Linked DNA regions of Homo sapiens: region 2 is linked to region 1. Evidence: chromatin contacts called from ENCODE Hi-C or POLR2A ChIA-PET data. All regions are on one chromosome and are shown on one strand. The core of a region is the stretch at or near the end of the contact, and the rest is flanking DNA. Distances in the headings are between cores, read along the strand shown.

Evidence for each region. Hi-C counts contacts between places; a loop is a spot of excess contacts on that map. ChIA-PET counts read pairs that join two places held with the same protein, here RNA polymerase II (POLR2A). Pooled maps may share reads with other maps.
Region 2: a map with no recorded cell type shows a loop between it and region 1 (10-fold over the local background). The contact joins the promoter of EEF1E1 here to the enhancer-like site in region 1. A Hi-C loop is called at or near these places in 3 of 37 single-sample maps with no recorded cell type and 6 of 50 pooled maps. POLR2A ChIA-PET finds 5 or more read pairs at or near these places in 1 of 52 experiments (HepG2).

What each region holds. Positions count from the first base shown.
Region 1 is chr6:7,959,628-7,967,279 of GRCh38, reverse strand. The region is part of intron 4 of BLOC1S5-TXNDC5 (BLOC1S5-TXNDC5 readthrough (NMD candidate)); the gene reads left to right. Among named protein-coding and RNA genes, the nearest start is that of TXNDC5, 53 kb to the right of the region's middle. RefSeq lists an enhancer at 3,549-3,598. Within about 2 kb of position 3,924, at least 3 of the 41 ENCODE cell types and tissues checked have a DNase peak (open chromatin) inside an H3K27ac peak, as active enhancers do.
Region 2 is chr6:8,097,461-8,105,112 of GRCh38, reverse strand. EEF1E1 (eukaryotic translation elongation factor 1 epsilon 1) reads left to right here and starts at 2,565. Exons shown (of 4, transcript NM_004280.5): 1 at 2,565-2,678; 2 at 7,646-7,652. The coding sequence starts at 2,592. It overlaps EEF1E1-BLOC1S5 (EEF1E1-BLOC1S5 readthrough (NMD candidate)), which reads left to right and starts at 2,518. Exons shown (of 7, transcript NR_037618.1): 1 at 2,518-2,678; 2 at 7,646-7,652. RefSeq lists silencers at 2,313-2,512, 2,653-2,772, 2,981-3,166.

The sequences.
Region 1 (7,652 bases), core at 2,675-5,174:
TGCTCCAACCCTCTTCTTTCAGTGCCCTCTCATTTGCTTTCAACCTCCCTCTTCCCTTCAATCCTGATCCCTTTTGGCCCCTTTTCCTCTGATGGGAATACTGGGATGGTATCCACTAGGTGATACTCCCACCTGAGAAGTTTAGCTGTATGGTACTCCTGTTATGTATTCCTAAAGACATTGATGGTGCGTGTGTGGATCTGAATATATATATTTGATGGGGGGTGGTAATTCCTGTGTATTTTTCTCTGTACTTGCAAACTCAGGAAGGGCAGGCATAGGACTGTACTAGGAGTATCTGCCTTCCCAGACAGAACTCATCCAAATGTCCCGAGACAACAGTAATAGCATTACATATTTATGTTGAGGGCTTATTTAATAACAGCCACTGTTTTTCTGGTGGCGGGGGGTTGGACAGAGTCTCGCTCTGTCACCCAGGCTGGAGTGCAGTGGCATGATCTTGGCTCACTGCAACCTCCACCTCCCAGTTTCAAGAGATTCTCCTGCCCCAGCCTCCTGAGTAGCTGGGATTACAGGTGCCCACCACCAAGCCTGGCTAATTTTTGTATTTTCAGTAGAGGCGGGGTCTCACCATGTTGGCCAGGCTAGTGTCGAACTCCTGATCTCAAATGATCCACCCACCTCGGCCTCCCAAAGTGCTGGGATTACAGGTGTGAGCCACCACACCTGGCCAACAGCCACTGTTTTAAAAGCATTACATAGGTTTTCTCATTTAATTTAGCCCTCACAAACTTACAAAGTAGGAAGCTACAGCTCAGAATGATTTCATAGCTGGCCCAAGGCCGTGCAGCCAGTATGGTGGACCCAGTATTAGAATCCACCTTCCCAGCCACCGTGACATCCTGCAGCCACGTTTTTGGTTTTTATTATGGTGTTAATCTTAGTAAGTTTGGGTGCTACAACAAAATGCCATAAACTGGGTGGCTTATAAACAACACAAATTTATTTCTCACAGTTCTGGAGGCTGGAAGTCCAAGGTCAAGGGACTAGCAGATTGAGTGTCTGGTGAGAGTAGTGTTTGCAGATGGTGGCTTTTTGCTGTGCCCTCATACGATACAAGGGCAAACAAGCCCCCTCTTCTGTAAGGGCCCTAGTCTCATTCATGAGGGCACTAATCCCCCTCATGACCTAATCACCTCTTAATGCCATCACACTGGGGATTAGGCTTCAACACAGGAATTTTGGGGGCACACAAATGTTCAGACCATAGCAGGTGCCTAATATAAATTATTTGTGGATTTACTAATAGTTAAAATAACCAAAACCTAACCTGTCTTCCAGTTTTATCCATTTTGAGTATCTGAAAAATTTTAAGCAAAGACTCAAAATGTTTTTAAAGTCAATATATCAAGTGAAAATCTGTGGATGTGGCTATATGAAGGTGTGTACTTATATTCTTCATGCTTGCGCTCTTAACACGGTTTGCACTGTAATTAATATAAGCACATCAAAATTGTGTACATGTCTTTCCTACACAATGAGCTGCAACAGAATGGCTGCTTTTTGTGTTTTTAAATAAACTTTATTGAGGTATAATTTATGTACAATAAGATGTGTACACTTAAGAGTTTGATGAGTATTGACAAATGTATAAATCCACGTACCAGCACCCTAGTCGAGGTACAGAACATTTCCATCCATCCAGAAAGCTGCTAGAAGTAGAATCATGCATACGTAAGTGGAATCTTTGTATCTGACCTCTTTCACTCAGCCTGTTTTTGAGATTCATCTATGTTGTTCTGTATATCAACAGTTCTTTTATTGTTATTGCTGAGTAGCATCTTATTACTGTATGAACATACCACAACTTGTGTATTCATTCACTCACTGATAGATGTTTGAGTTGTTTCCCACCTTTTGGCTATTTTGAATTAAGCTGCTGTGAATATTCATAGACAAGTCTTTTGTGGATGTGTTTTCATCTCTTTTTTGCAAAATCCTGGGGGCAGATTTGCTAAATGATATGTTAAGTGCATCCTTAACTTTGTAAGAAACTGCCAAACGTTTCCAAAATGGATGTTTTATTTTATATCCCCACCAGTGGTACAGGAGAGTTTCAGTTGCTCCACATCCTTGCCAACACTTGGTATTGGTAGTCTTTCTTTTTTTTAAGTATCAAGTATGCACTGAAAGATACATCAACATTAATACAGAAGAAACAGAGTCAAATCATTTAATCGAAATAATATAATAATATAATTCTGGCCGGGTGCGGTGGCTCACACCTGTAATCCCAGCACTTTGGGAGGCCGAGGTGGGTGGATCACAAGGTCAGGAGATCGAGACCATCCCGGCCAAAACGGTGAAACCCCGTCTCTACTAAAAATACAAAAAAATTAGCCAGGTGTGGTGGCACACGCCTGTAGTCCCAGCTACTCGGAAGGCTGAGGCAGGAGAATAGTGTGAACCTGGGAGGCAGAGCTTGCAGTAGGCCGAGATCGCGCCACTGCACTCCAGCCTGGGCAACAGAGTGAGACTCCAACTCAAAAAATAATAATAATAATAATAATATAATTATACATCTCGGGAAATTGAGAGCTGGAAACTTGGCAGGGGCTTCCACATTATGGAACAATTTCTATAGCTGCAATGAACTTAAAAAAAATACACTTAAACATTTATAAATGTATGCTTTGCCTGGAAGGAGTCTGGCAAAAACAACAAATAATCTTAAATGTATACATTTCATAAAAGTGCTAATGATTTTTCCCAACGCTTCCCATTCACCTTCACCCTACAGAGAGTTCTGACTTGGCTCATTTAATTTCTTCCCTTCCTCAGTCACTCAAAAGTGTTCTTCCATTTCTTGGTCACTTATTTGGACTTTTTTGATGTCCAGGCTGTAGGAAAAGCAGTTTATTTGAGAGGTAAAAGTGGCATTTGGGCTAGAGCTTGGTTAGAGCTAATTCTGAGAATGTTCTAGAAAGAGTTATCAGAGTAGTTGTTAAGTATGAAAAAAGCAGACAGCAGAAAATTATTGTGGCAGACTATATACATTACCTTCTCATCATAAAAACAAAGCACTCATTGTTTTTACTGAATTGCCTGGTGGTAGATGGGGTGTGTTCTTAACTAAGCACTGCCTTGACAAGACAGAGGGATGTGGTGCCATCATCTTTTCAATAGGAAATGTATATGTGCATATATTTGTGTATATGTATTTTTCCTATATTGATTGCTTATATACATATTCACATCCTTATACATATCTATGTTTTATAACTTGAACCTTGTTTTTTTAACTTTATTGAGGTATAATTTATAAAAAATTATATAATTCAAGTTGTACAACATGATTTTTGATACATGTATACATTGTGAAATGATTATCACAAGCTAATTAACATATTCATCACCTCAGATAGTTACCTTTTTGGGGGTGTGTGTGTGCGTGCGTGCTCGTGCAGTGAGAATACTTAAGACCTCCTCTCTTAGCAAATTACGGGCATATAATGCATTATTATTAACTACAGTTACTGTGCTGTACATTAGGTCTCTAGAACTTGCTTTGTTTTTTTGGGATAGAGTCACTGGAGTGCAGTGACGTGATCTTGTGATCTTGGCTCACTGCAACCTTCGCCTCCTGGGTTCAAGCGATTCTCTGCCTCAGCCTCCCACGTAGCTGGGATTACAGGCGTGCACCACTATACCCAGCTAATTTTTGTATTTTTAGTAGAGATGGGGTTTCACCATGTTGGTCAGGCTGATCTTGAACTCCTGGTTTCAGGTGATCTGCCTGCCTTGGCCTCCCAAAGTGCTGGGATTGCAGGTGTGAGCCACTGCACCTGGCCAACTTACTCATTTTGTAAGTGAAACTCTGTACCCTTTGACCAACATCTCCCCATTTCCCCACCCACAACTCCTGCCAACCACCATTCTCCTCTCTGTTTCTATGAGTTGGTTTTTGTTTTAGATTCTGTATATAAATGAGATTATTAGTAGTCTTTTTATTTTTAGCTGTTCTCGGTTCGGTATAATGGTATCTCTTTGTGGTTTTAAGTTGCATTTCTCTGATGACTAAAGATAGTGAGCATCTTTTCATGTTATTTTTGGTCATTTGTACATTTCGGGGGGTAGTGCCGATCTCTTTAGTTTATGGGCTGTGTGGTTGTGTGTTGTTTGTTCCATCGTTGAATAGTAAGAGTTATTTATATTTTCTAAATTTAAGTGCTTTGCCAGACTCATTAATTACAAATATTTTCTCCTGGTTGATGGCTTGCCTTTTAATTTTCTCAACAATTAGTTCATGTTTTAAAAAGTTGTACTGAGCAAAATTTAGCCAGGCATGGTGGCAAGTACCTGTAGTCCCAGCTATTGGGGAGTTTGAAGGGGAGGATCAATTGAGCCGGGAGGCAGAGGTTGCAGTGAGCCATGATGGCATCACTGCACTCCAGCCTGGGTGACCGCGCGAGACCCTGTCTCAAAAAAAAAAAAAAGTATTTAGTTGCCAATTCTTTATTTCCAATTCTTCATTGCAACTTTATTGACACATAGTTGACCACAATAAATTACATATGTTTAAGGTGTACAATTTGATGAGTTTTGACATGTATACACCATTGAAGCCATCATCACAATCAAGATAATGCACATTTCCTTCAGCTCCCCAAAAAACAGTTTATTTTGAAGAGCAAAAGTTTTTAATTTTGATGAAGTCCAATTTATCAAATTTTTCTTTTATGGTAAGTGATTTTTATGTTATTTTTGGGAAATCTGTGAAAATCTTTGCCTCAAGGAGCAAAATTTGTCTCCTATAATTTTACTTACATTTTCTCATATTTTTTCTAAATAATTGTAACTATAGTGTTAATTTTCTCCTTTAACCACTTATTGAGTTTTTAAACATTTTCTAAATAGCTTTTTAACCAAAAATTTTTAATTAGCTTTTAATTTTTTAAGTTATGATGAAATAATGTGTACTTTTAATTATATTTTTCATTTTTATATGTATTTCTTATATATTCAATCTGTATTTTTTGATGAATTGAGCCGTCAAGGCTAATACAGGGATGTTGAAGTGTCTCCCTTTCTCTCTTTATCCCGTTACCCTGTGTCGTGAGTTCCATCGCCGTGGTTCTTTCTAATTTGGTTTTGAGGTCTCCACTTTTGAGAGTGGCCAAAACCTGGCCGGGCGCGGTGGCTCACACCTGTAATTCCAGCACTTTGGGAGGCCGAGGTGGGCGGATCACGAGGTCAAGAGATCCAGACCATCCTGGCTAACACGGTGAAAACCCGTCTCTACCAAAAACACAAAAATTTAGCCGGGCGTGGTGGCGGGCGCCTGTAGTCCCAGCTACTCGGGAGGCTGAGGCAGGAGAATGGCGTGAACCCGGGAGGCGGAGGCTGCAGTGAGCCGAGATCGCGCCGCTGCACTCCAGCCTGGGTGACAGAGCGAGACTGCGGCACACACACACACACACACACACACACACACACACACGCCAAAAACCAAGAAGCCACTCTCTGGGAGAGCCCTAACAGCGTGGGGTGGGGGAGCTAGGTTCACCTGTGTCCATCAAGTGAGACAAAATGAGGGAATGAAACCAAAATGGCTGAAACAGAAGAACTGTATAACTTACAGATCCCGGAAAGGTCAGAGCTGCCAACAGGAGGCTAAGGAAAAGTCCAGGGGTGTCAGAGAGCTCAACCAGGGAGAGGGAGTGGGGAGTAAGGGAGAGAGGGGAGAGCGAGAGAGAGAGAGGACCTGTGGGATTATGCCTTTATTAAGATCCGTGGACCTTATCCCTTAGGGTTTCCCATGGGGGTTGTGGATTGGCTAATTTAAAAAAACGTGTGGTTGGGCACGGCGACTCATGCCTCTAATCCCAGCACTTTGTGAGACCGAGGCTGGTGGATCACTTGGGGTCAGGAGTTCGAGATCAGCCTGGCTAACAAAGTGAAACCCCGTCTCTACTAAAAATACCAAAAAAAAAAAAAAAAATAGTAGCGCGTGGTGGTGCACGCCTGTAATCCCAGCTACTTGGGAGGCTGAGGCAGATGAATTGCTTGAACCTGGGAGGCGGAAGTTGCAGTGAGCCGAGATTGCAGCACTGCATTCCAGCCTGGGTGACAGAGCCAGACTCCATCTCAAAAAACAAACAAACAAATTAATTAATTAGTTAAATTTAAAAATGTGCAAAAGGGGGAACTTACATCACTCTGGTGTTGATCATTAGGTTTTACTGTGGTCAGCAGCTGTGGGGTGAAGAGCAAGCAGGCTGTTTCACAAACAACCACACAGGGAGGGAACATTTTAACTAGACCAAAGGTGATAGGGTACGACTGGGTTTCAATAACTTACCGCAGGCCCAAAATGGATGCCAAAGCAGCAACTATACTAGATAAATGTATGCTGCCCTGTTTTATTTTGCTTTTAACATTCGGCACTGCCTAATCTTATAATCTTGTATAAAGATCTTGTACTTATTTCTTTATTGTACATTAACTGTCTCACTCACTAGGTTGTAAACCCCATGGGAACAAGGGCATTCTCTGGAACATTCCCACTGCTGGCAACATTTTTTGGCACATAGTAGGTACTCACTGTTGAATGAATTGAAAGCTTAATTCGCAGCCTGTGAGCAATGAAGAGACACATCCTAGTTCTTAAGGAGGATTAGAACTTTGTGGTTTTTCTCCCATAAAATGTCTCAAATCTGTATTGTGAATATTAAAATGAAGTTAATAAACTTTCTCTTCAAAGACAATTTTTACAATTGTTTTATGAACCTAGTTATAGTCTACATTAACTATACACAGTGTACATTCTTAATCCCTTTCATTCCTGGACTTGTATTTTAAGATCTCTGTTGAATTCAGTATTCAACTTTACATGTTGTCTAACCCTAAAGATAACTTTCCTTCCCGTAACACTAGAAAACATAATCACAGGAAATTCCGAAGAATTTCAGTTCCTAAAGTGGGAGATTGTAAGATCTGAAAGGAAAATGAGCTATAATAAGCCACAGAAGGTGAGAACCTGTGGAAGTTCGGGTTGTCAGTTGTCTCTTCAGCATATGAAGCTCTTCTTCATGTCATCATTTAATATACTTGGTGCTAAAATGACTCTCGTGGAGTAACCAAATCAAATCTGTATTCACTACAACAAAACTTTCCAACTTCCCCTGCCATTCTCATGTTTAAGAACCATTTATCTTTTTTTTTTTTTTTTTTGAGACAATGTCTGTCTCTGTCAGTCACTTAGGCTGGAGTGCAGTGGTGCGATCTCGGCTCACTGCATCCTCCGCCTCCCAGGCTCAGGTGATTCTCCTGCCTCAGTCTCCTGAGTAGCTGGGATTACAGGCATCTGCCACCATGCCCAGCTAATTTTTGTATTTTTAGTGGAGACAGAGTTGCGCCATGTTGGCCAGGCTGGTCTCAAACTCCACCCACCTCGGCCTCCCTAAGTGCTGGGATTACAGGCATAAGCCACCATGCCCAGCTCATTTTTCTTATATTGAATATTGACGATGAAACAAAGAGCAACCACTTTTCCTCTCGTGGCCCTACTTGCAGGGCTGGAATCTGTGACACTACTGTGCATCCCTTATTAACGTCCTAGTGGCAAGTACACTGAGGTGTGGCCTGATGGCCCATTCTGTGTCACTATCTCTACTCTCTCCAGGAACTGA
Region 2 (7,652 bases), core at 1,316-3,815, 140 kb before region 1:
TAGTTTTCATGATCTAGAATTTGCTCATTGCATCTCCATGACATCATTTAACATGATCCTCTTTCCTGCTATTATTTCTTGTAAATTGGCTGTTAGATCAAAAGGCTTGGTCAAATTCAGATTCGATTGGCAAGACTGGGTGATGATGTACACCTCTCTCAGAAGCAATTTATGTCTGTTTGTCTCTGTTTTTATGATGTGAATAGCTATTGATAATTGTCACCTAGATTCATTATTATATCCGTAGCTGCAAAACAATAATATTCTATTGTTCTGTTTTTATTAGTTAGAATTCTATAAAGACATTTTTCCTCATTAGAGTTTAGTTTCCCTGAGATACAGTTTACATAGGATAATCATGAAAAAATATATTGGTTTCTTCATGTGTTTTCTTTATCCTTTTTCAAAATAATGAATTGGATCTCTAGTATCCTCCAAAGGTAACGAATGAGGGTTATTTTGATTTTGTTCTTGTTTTTTTTTTAGTATCATTATGAACTCATAGACTTAAACATATTCAACATGTTTCAATTCATTGCAATTATTCTTATCGACTCTCAGCTTGTAATGACTATTATTGACCCTCAAGTGATCTGATCCTACCCTTTGACTCCCCTCATTACTCTTAGATACTTTCTTTTCTTTCTACTATAACTAGATGGTCCAGACTGATCTCCCCGCAAGGTTTGGATTCAGCCGGTCTCCAAAGAGCCCCCATTTCTTTTTGTGGGAAATAGTATTTGAAACCAGAATCTGGGTGCTGGGGTGCTCATTGCTACTGAGTTGTCCTTGTTTCTAGGCCTTTTAAGTAAACAGAGCTAGGTAGGAAATACTTTTCATTTTCCTTAAGATAAAAGCGTCATAAGTTCATATTGATATTACAATTCAAATTCAGGACCAGAAAGTTTTGATTTAACCTCATCTACCTTACAACTCCTCTTTTGGGCAACACCAAACACCCAACTTTCCAGCAACACCACATGATTGCATCTTTGCTTTATTCCACAGTACATATACAGCACCATACCAATGCTGACACTGCCAAGATGCTAACCAAACCAACAAACAAAAAGAACCAAAAACAGGTTTTCATGAATTTTGTCCTTAAAGCATATCTTACTAAGAGTATACAATTAAATGACTGTGCTATAAAGTCACTTAAAAGAGGTCCACACTGGGTGATGATGTCATCAATTTGATGTACAATATGCTTTGTTCTGCTTTCAGTTTTTTAGGGATTTCTTTTTTAATTTGATATTTCTATAATTATGCAAAGGCCAAACCTTATTTTCAATATACCACCCATTGGCATTGGATAAATGTTAATTTTTTTAAAAAATGTTTTATTACAAGCAAAAAGTGTACCTAAACCCTGAAAATGGATATGTGAATTATCTTAGAGGGTTGGTCTTTTAAAAAGTAGTAGAATAGTCATTCCATTATCTGAATATGGAAAGTAAAACAGATAATTTAGTGCCTAACAATCCACTTATACTGAAATTTCTTTTGTATTTTGTTATGTTGATTTGGCAAAAGTTTCTTTTCCTTATGTTTACTTCTGCTGACAGAGTAAACTCATTAAGTATTCTGGGATAGGGAAGGTGTAACACAGTAACAACATTCCCCACTAAACTTTGATATTTCTGATTCAATGATGAGTTACCTTGTAGGATTGTTCTATTTCTCTCAGACTAATACACACTTTGTTTATTCATTCTTCAAAGTGGAAAATATTTTGTATTTTCACAAATCTTTTGGAAATATTCAACATATACTACTAATTTTCTTTCTTTCTTCCTTTCTTTCTTTTTTGAAGATACAAGAATGTAGCAAGTTAGTGGGGCAAAGTTATGCACCTTGTTTATTTATATACCAAAACTTCATAAATTATGTAACCAGCCTTCTGGTACTGCAAAAAAAGATCATTAATGCCATTAATGGCTTATTTCCTTGAGCTGTAATTATTTGACCCCTATCTGACATACTCCGTGTTCTGTGAATAATCTTTAAATGTATAATTCTACTGCTAGTGTTGAGCTGTAGATCAACAGTAGAAAAACCAGTTTTTCGAATTCACCACTACAACACAATTAAAATCCTCATGAATTATGCTACACGTTAGAAACTCCTAATGGACTGTGAACTTTTTGCTATTCAATTTGATTGTTCAAATTTACAGATTCCTGAACCAAACTAAGGCAAATTTCAGTTCCCATCATATATAAATTCTCTTAGACTAGCAAATGAGTTAACGAGTTACCGCTGGCAGCCATGTCAATAGATTGCCATTTAGAGATCCAGATCCAGTCTACTGCAGCCACCGAAGCCCGGCCTTGGGGCCTTTCTACCAGTAACTAGCTCCCCAACAGTTCGAGTGGAAATTTACCATCACTTCTCCACCTGTCTCACACCCCGCCCTCAGCCCCGCCCCTTCCACCGGCCCCGCCTCCTGTGCTTTGGCGCGCGCTCTCCACGCCCCTTCCGTTCAGCCAATCGCCGCTGAAGTTTGCAGGAGTGGGACTTCTGTTTCCACCAATGCGGGAGGTTCTTGTTCTGCAGGTCTCGCGTCTGCCAGGAGCTACGGCCGGAAGATGGCGGCGGCCGCAGAGTTGTCGCTACTGGAGAAGTCCCTGGGACTGAGTAAGGGGAATAAATACAGTGCTCAGGGCGAGCGACAGGTGAGAAGGAGAGGCGGCGCGGAGGGGAAGAGGTGGACGGGAGCGGGGCCTGCCGAGCCCTGGCAGGACCCGGGCCGGCCACCAGATACGGGCGGAGTGAGGATGCTGCTACCCAGCTCCCCACGTGTCTGCGCCGCTAGCCGGCTGGCGCCTCTGGGCCTCGGCCCCTGCCATCCTACCTCCTGGAGGGAGGGGTTAACCAGCTCAGGTTGGGCTTGGCCTGAACTTCACCTCCTGGGAAATTGTCATCATCCCATTATGAGGAAACAAAACCAGTTGGAGGAGGGTCCTCACAGGGCTCTTAGACCAACCTGGAATGTATTCAGTAACTGGCTTTTTTTTTTTTCCCGTAATCGCACCTTTCATTCAGTTATTGCGCAGCGACTCCGTTATAGCTAACAGGGTGCCAGGTAGCACCGTGCTGGGTCTGGGGAATACAATGATGATTTAGGGGAACATGCTTCCTCCTCTCAGGCAGCTTGCTTTTTGGCCAGGTGGACAAACATTGCAACCATTTAAATTGGAAGAGTGCCACGTTGCACCATAAATGGCAGAGAGAACACCTAAGGAGTCTTGGCCCAATCTAGGGGATTCGGGGAAGGCGTTTCTAAAGCCTTGGATTATCAGTTTAAGTGTTACGACCCACAGTGAATGCGGGAAACATCACAAGGTATGAGATTGCCTGGTTAGGCACTGTTAGAACGTTTGTGTTTTATAGTTGTTTGTCGTAGAAGGAATGTATTAGAGAAGGAAATTGGTTGTAGGAAGACTACTTTGGATATATGTTTTTTTTGCTCCTTTGAGATTTTTTCCAAATGATGTTTGGTTTTTGTCTTTAATTTTTTCTCTTCTTCATTTGGTCCATGTGAAGATCTTGTCTAGAAAGTAGTAGTATAGTTTTTATTTAAGTTAACCTGAAGCCTAGAAAGGTTAAGTGTTCAGCCTAAGATCAGCCCTGTGATTGGTGGCAGAGTAGGCGTTGGAGCCAAAGTGGCCTTCTTTTGGTGTTTCCTCTGCCCCAGTGATAATTCCGTCCCTTCGGCCCCTACTCCCTAGCTTAGTGTATATATTATATAATATATATGTAGTATAAATATAATATATATGGCCGAGTGGACAAACATTGCAACCGTTTAAATTGGAAGAGTGCCATATATATATATATATATATATATATATATATATATATATTTTTTTTTTTTTTTTTTTGAGACAAAGTCTCACTGTGTCGCCCAGGCTGTAGTGCCATGGCATGATCTCGGATCACTGCAACCTCTGCCTCCCGGGTTCAAGCGATTCTTCTGCTTCAGCCTCCCAAGTAGCTGGGGTTACAGGTGTTCGCCACCACGCTCAGCTAATTTTTGTATTTTTAGTAGAGACCGGGTTGCACCATGTTGGCCAGGCTGGTCTTGAACTGGTGACCTCAGGTGATCCACATGCCCTGGCCTCCTAAAGTGCTGGGATTACAGGCGTGAACCACTGTGCCTGGCCTAGTTTATATTTTTTAGGGACCATTGCCAAGATATGAGTATTATCTAGTATGAGAAACAATCATCAGCAAATAATTTAAAGCACAACATAGTAAGCACTTCATGGACTGTCGTGGGTGAGCAGCAACTCTCTGGGGCTGGTGGCGCCAGGGTAAGAATTTACCAGGACAGCTGTACGTAAAGAAAAGCAGATTTATTAGAGAAAGTATGAAAATATGTTGCAAGAGTGCAACAGGCAAGTTAGTAAGAGAGGAGCTAACTGCAAGGAAACAAAGGCTGGCTGGGGATTTTACGGAATAGTACTTCAGTTGTGTGCTGAAGAGGGGTTTGTGCAGTACTGATAACACCAAGGTTGCAGTGAGCTAACTTGAGTTTTCTATCAGCCGAAGGTCCGGTGATAGCTGGACATGGAAAGATTGTTGAGTTATTTGTGCAGAAGGGCTGTGTCCTGGACCATGAAGAAAGGCAGACTTGTAGCTTATCGCCCTTCTCTTTTTGCTTTCCCTTGGTCCCCTCAACCTGACTTCTTTTCCCTAATTAGGACTCCATATGGAGCAAAACACTGTTGAGGAGTGTGAAAAAGGAAGTTAATTCTGACTATAAAAGTGGATGTATAAACTCATGGAAGAGCTGGCATTTAAGGGATTATGCTTTGAAAGATGTGTAAAACCAATAAATTATGAAGGATTGGGAAGTTTAGGGCAGTAAGTAAACCAATATGAGGAATGATGCAATGCAAGGTAAACCCCAAATTACAGTTTGAGGCCCAACTGTGAAGACTTCCGAGTTCAGAGTGTGGTTTTTAATTTAATTTTAATTAAAGCATTTTAGCAGTTAGCAGCTAGTGAAAGTTTCTGTTTACTTGTATGGGGAAAGGGTTGGCCATATGTGATAAGATTCAGCCATTTTTTGAGAAGACAGCTGACAGCAGTGAGCCAGCAATAAGGCATTCTCTGCAACATTACCAATCATAGTTTAAAAATTGAAAGCAGTTCAGAGATCCTTATCTAGGATATTGATTCTTTAAATTATGGTACATCAACACATTGACATACAGTCACGTGTTATTTAAAGACAAGGATACATTTCAAGAAATGCATTGTTAGGCAGTTTCATCATGTGTGAACATTATAGAGGGTTCTGTTTTTTTTTTGTGTGTGTGTGTGTGTGTGTGTGTGTGTGTGTGTGTGTGTTTTTGAGGCGGAGCTTCACTCTTGTTGCCCGGGCTGGAGTGCAATGGTGCGATCTCGGCTCACTGCAACCTCTGCCTCCCGGATTCAAGGGATTCTCCTGCCTCAGCCTCCCGTGTAGCAGGGATTACAGGCATGTGCCACCACGCCCGGCTAATTTTTGTATTTTTAGTAGAGACGGGGTTTCTCCGTGTTGGTTAGGCTAGTCTCATACTCCCGACCTCAGGTGATCCGCCCACCTCAGCCTCCCAAAGTGCTGGGATTACAGGCGTGAGCCACTGCGCCCAGCCTTAGAGTGTTCTTAAACCTAGATAGTTTATCCTACTTCACAAATAGTAGGTATATGATATAGCCTATTGCTCCTTCAGGCTACAAACCTGTACCGCATGTTACTGTACTGAATAATGTAGGCAGTTGTAACACAATGGTAAGTATTTATGCATCTCAATATACTGAAACATAGAAAAGGTACAGTAAAAATACTTGATTATAATCTTAAGGGAGCACCATTGGATATGCCATCCAGAACATCGTTGACCAGAATATCATTATGCATTGCACGCTATTGCATATGCAGCCATTAAAAGTCATTACTTTGAAGACTATGGAACCTTAAAATGAATGTGAAAATAGTATGTGTCTCATAAGAATTGTGTATTTTAGGGTATGTAAAGGAAAGAAAATGGACGTTTAAGCCAATAGGACTTTATTCAAACCCTGGCTCTGCCATTGCAAACCAAGCAACCTTGGTTTTTATTATCTGTAAAATGAGGATGAGATGACTTACCTTATCTTAGAAGATGTAATGATTAGATGAGAACGTAACTGGGAATTTTTTTGAGAGCATGCTTGGGTTGTGGATAATTTATTTTTACAAATAATTCTCTTTAGAGTTGGTTGTGTCCCCTCCGCCCAGCAGTTGTGAGTCCCTTGATTTCTCTTTTTTCCTCAAAATATACCATACATTCAGTACACACATGTTGATGTTACCACCAAGTTCACACACTCAGGTAACCACCCAGTCAAGGAGTAGAACATTACTGGCACCCTTCGGAGGGTTCCATACTGTTTTCTTTCAATACATTTAATTTATTGGTGATCTTAGAGCTTGTGGTTTCATTTGAATTTAAGACAAAAGTGAGAAGTCAAGGAGCTATGAATAGTGAATGGAAAGTGAAAAGAATTTTACCTCCTTTACTTTGAAGTTACCTCCTTACTTTGAATCTGTATCCTGTAGAGTATTAATCTCCTTGTATACTTCACCAAGTCGTGTTGATGTAGATGTATGAAAATGCCTTGCAAAGTATAAATCACTATAGAGAACAAGATAGTATTTCGGCCGGGCGCGGTGGCTCACGCTTGTAATCCTAGCACTTTGGGAGGCCGAGGTGGGTGGATCACGAGGTCAAGAGTTCCAGACCAGCCTGACCAACATAGTGAAACCCCGTCTCTACTAAAAATACAAAAAACTTCCGGGTGTGGTGGCACGTGCCTGTAGTCCCAGATACTTGGGAGGCTGAGGTGGGAGAATCGGTTGAACCCGGGAGGCAGAGGTTGCAGTGAGCCGAGACCATGCCACTGCACTCCAGCTTGGGTGACAGAGTGCGATTCCGTCTCAAATGAAAAAAAAAAAAGATACTATTTCTATTTCATTGCTAAGAAGAGCAGCAGTCTTCCCAAAAAAACAATTCTTTTTTCATTTACTTAAGTCATTGAGATTGTATACTTGTTATTTGTGTTTGGTCAGTCTTCCCATTAGGTAATACTTTCCATTTTCTTTTACATTTCTCATAATGCATTGTCCTTATTTGTGTATCAATAAAATTTAAATTAATTGTCAATTTCTTATAAGCAAGCAAACCTGATCCTTTATATTGCTGTCGTAATAGGGGAAACATGAAGTCAGGTTTATTTAAGTATGTTCACTTTGCTATATAATAGGGTGCAGGTAAACTTGATTGAAATTAATACAGTATAATTAGAGTTTCCATTTTCTCTCATTGTACATAGTTTAAAATTATTGTAGTAATATTATACTGATTATTGTAGTAATATTATACGGATTTTTGCAATGTTATTACCAGTTTCATCATCAAGCATCTGTTAACAAATTGTAAATTATTTAACTGTTATTTTCTAGACTTTCATTTGTATGTAATTTAGTATCTTAGAGTAAAATCCAGGATTATTTCAAAAAACACTTGAGGGATTTCGTGGTTACTTAGAAGTTATAATCATGATGTGGTCCTTGTTTTTTAAATTCTGTGAACTTTTTTTTCTTTTTAAGATTCCAG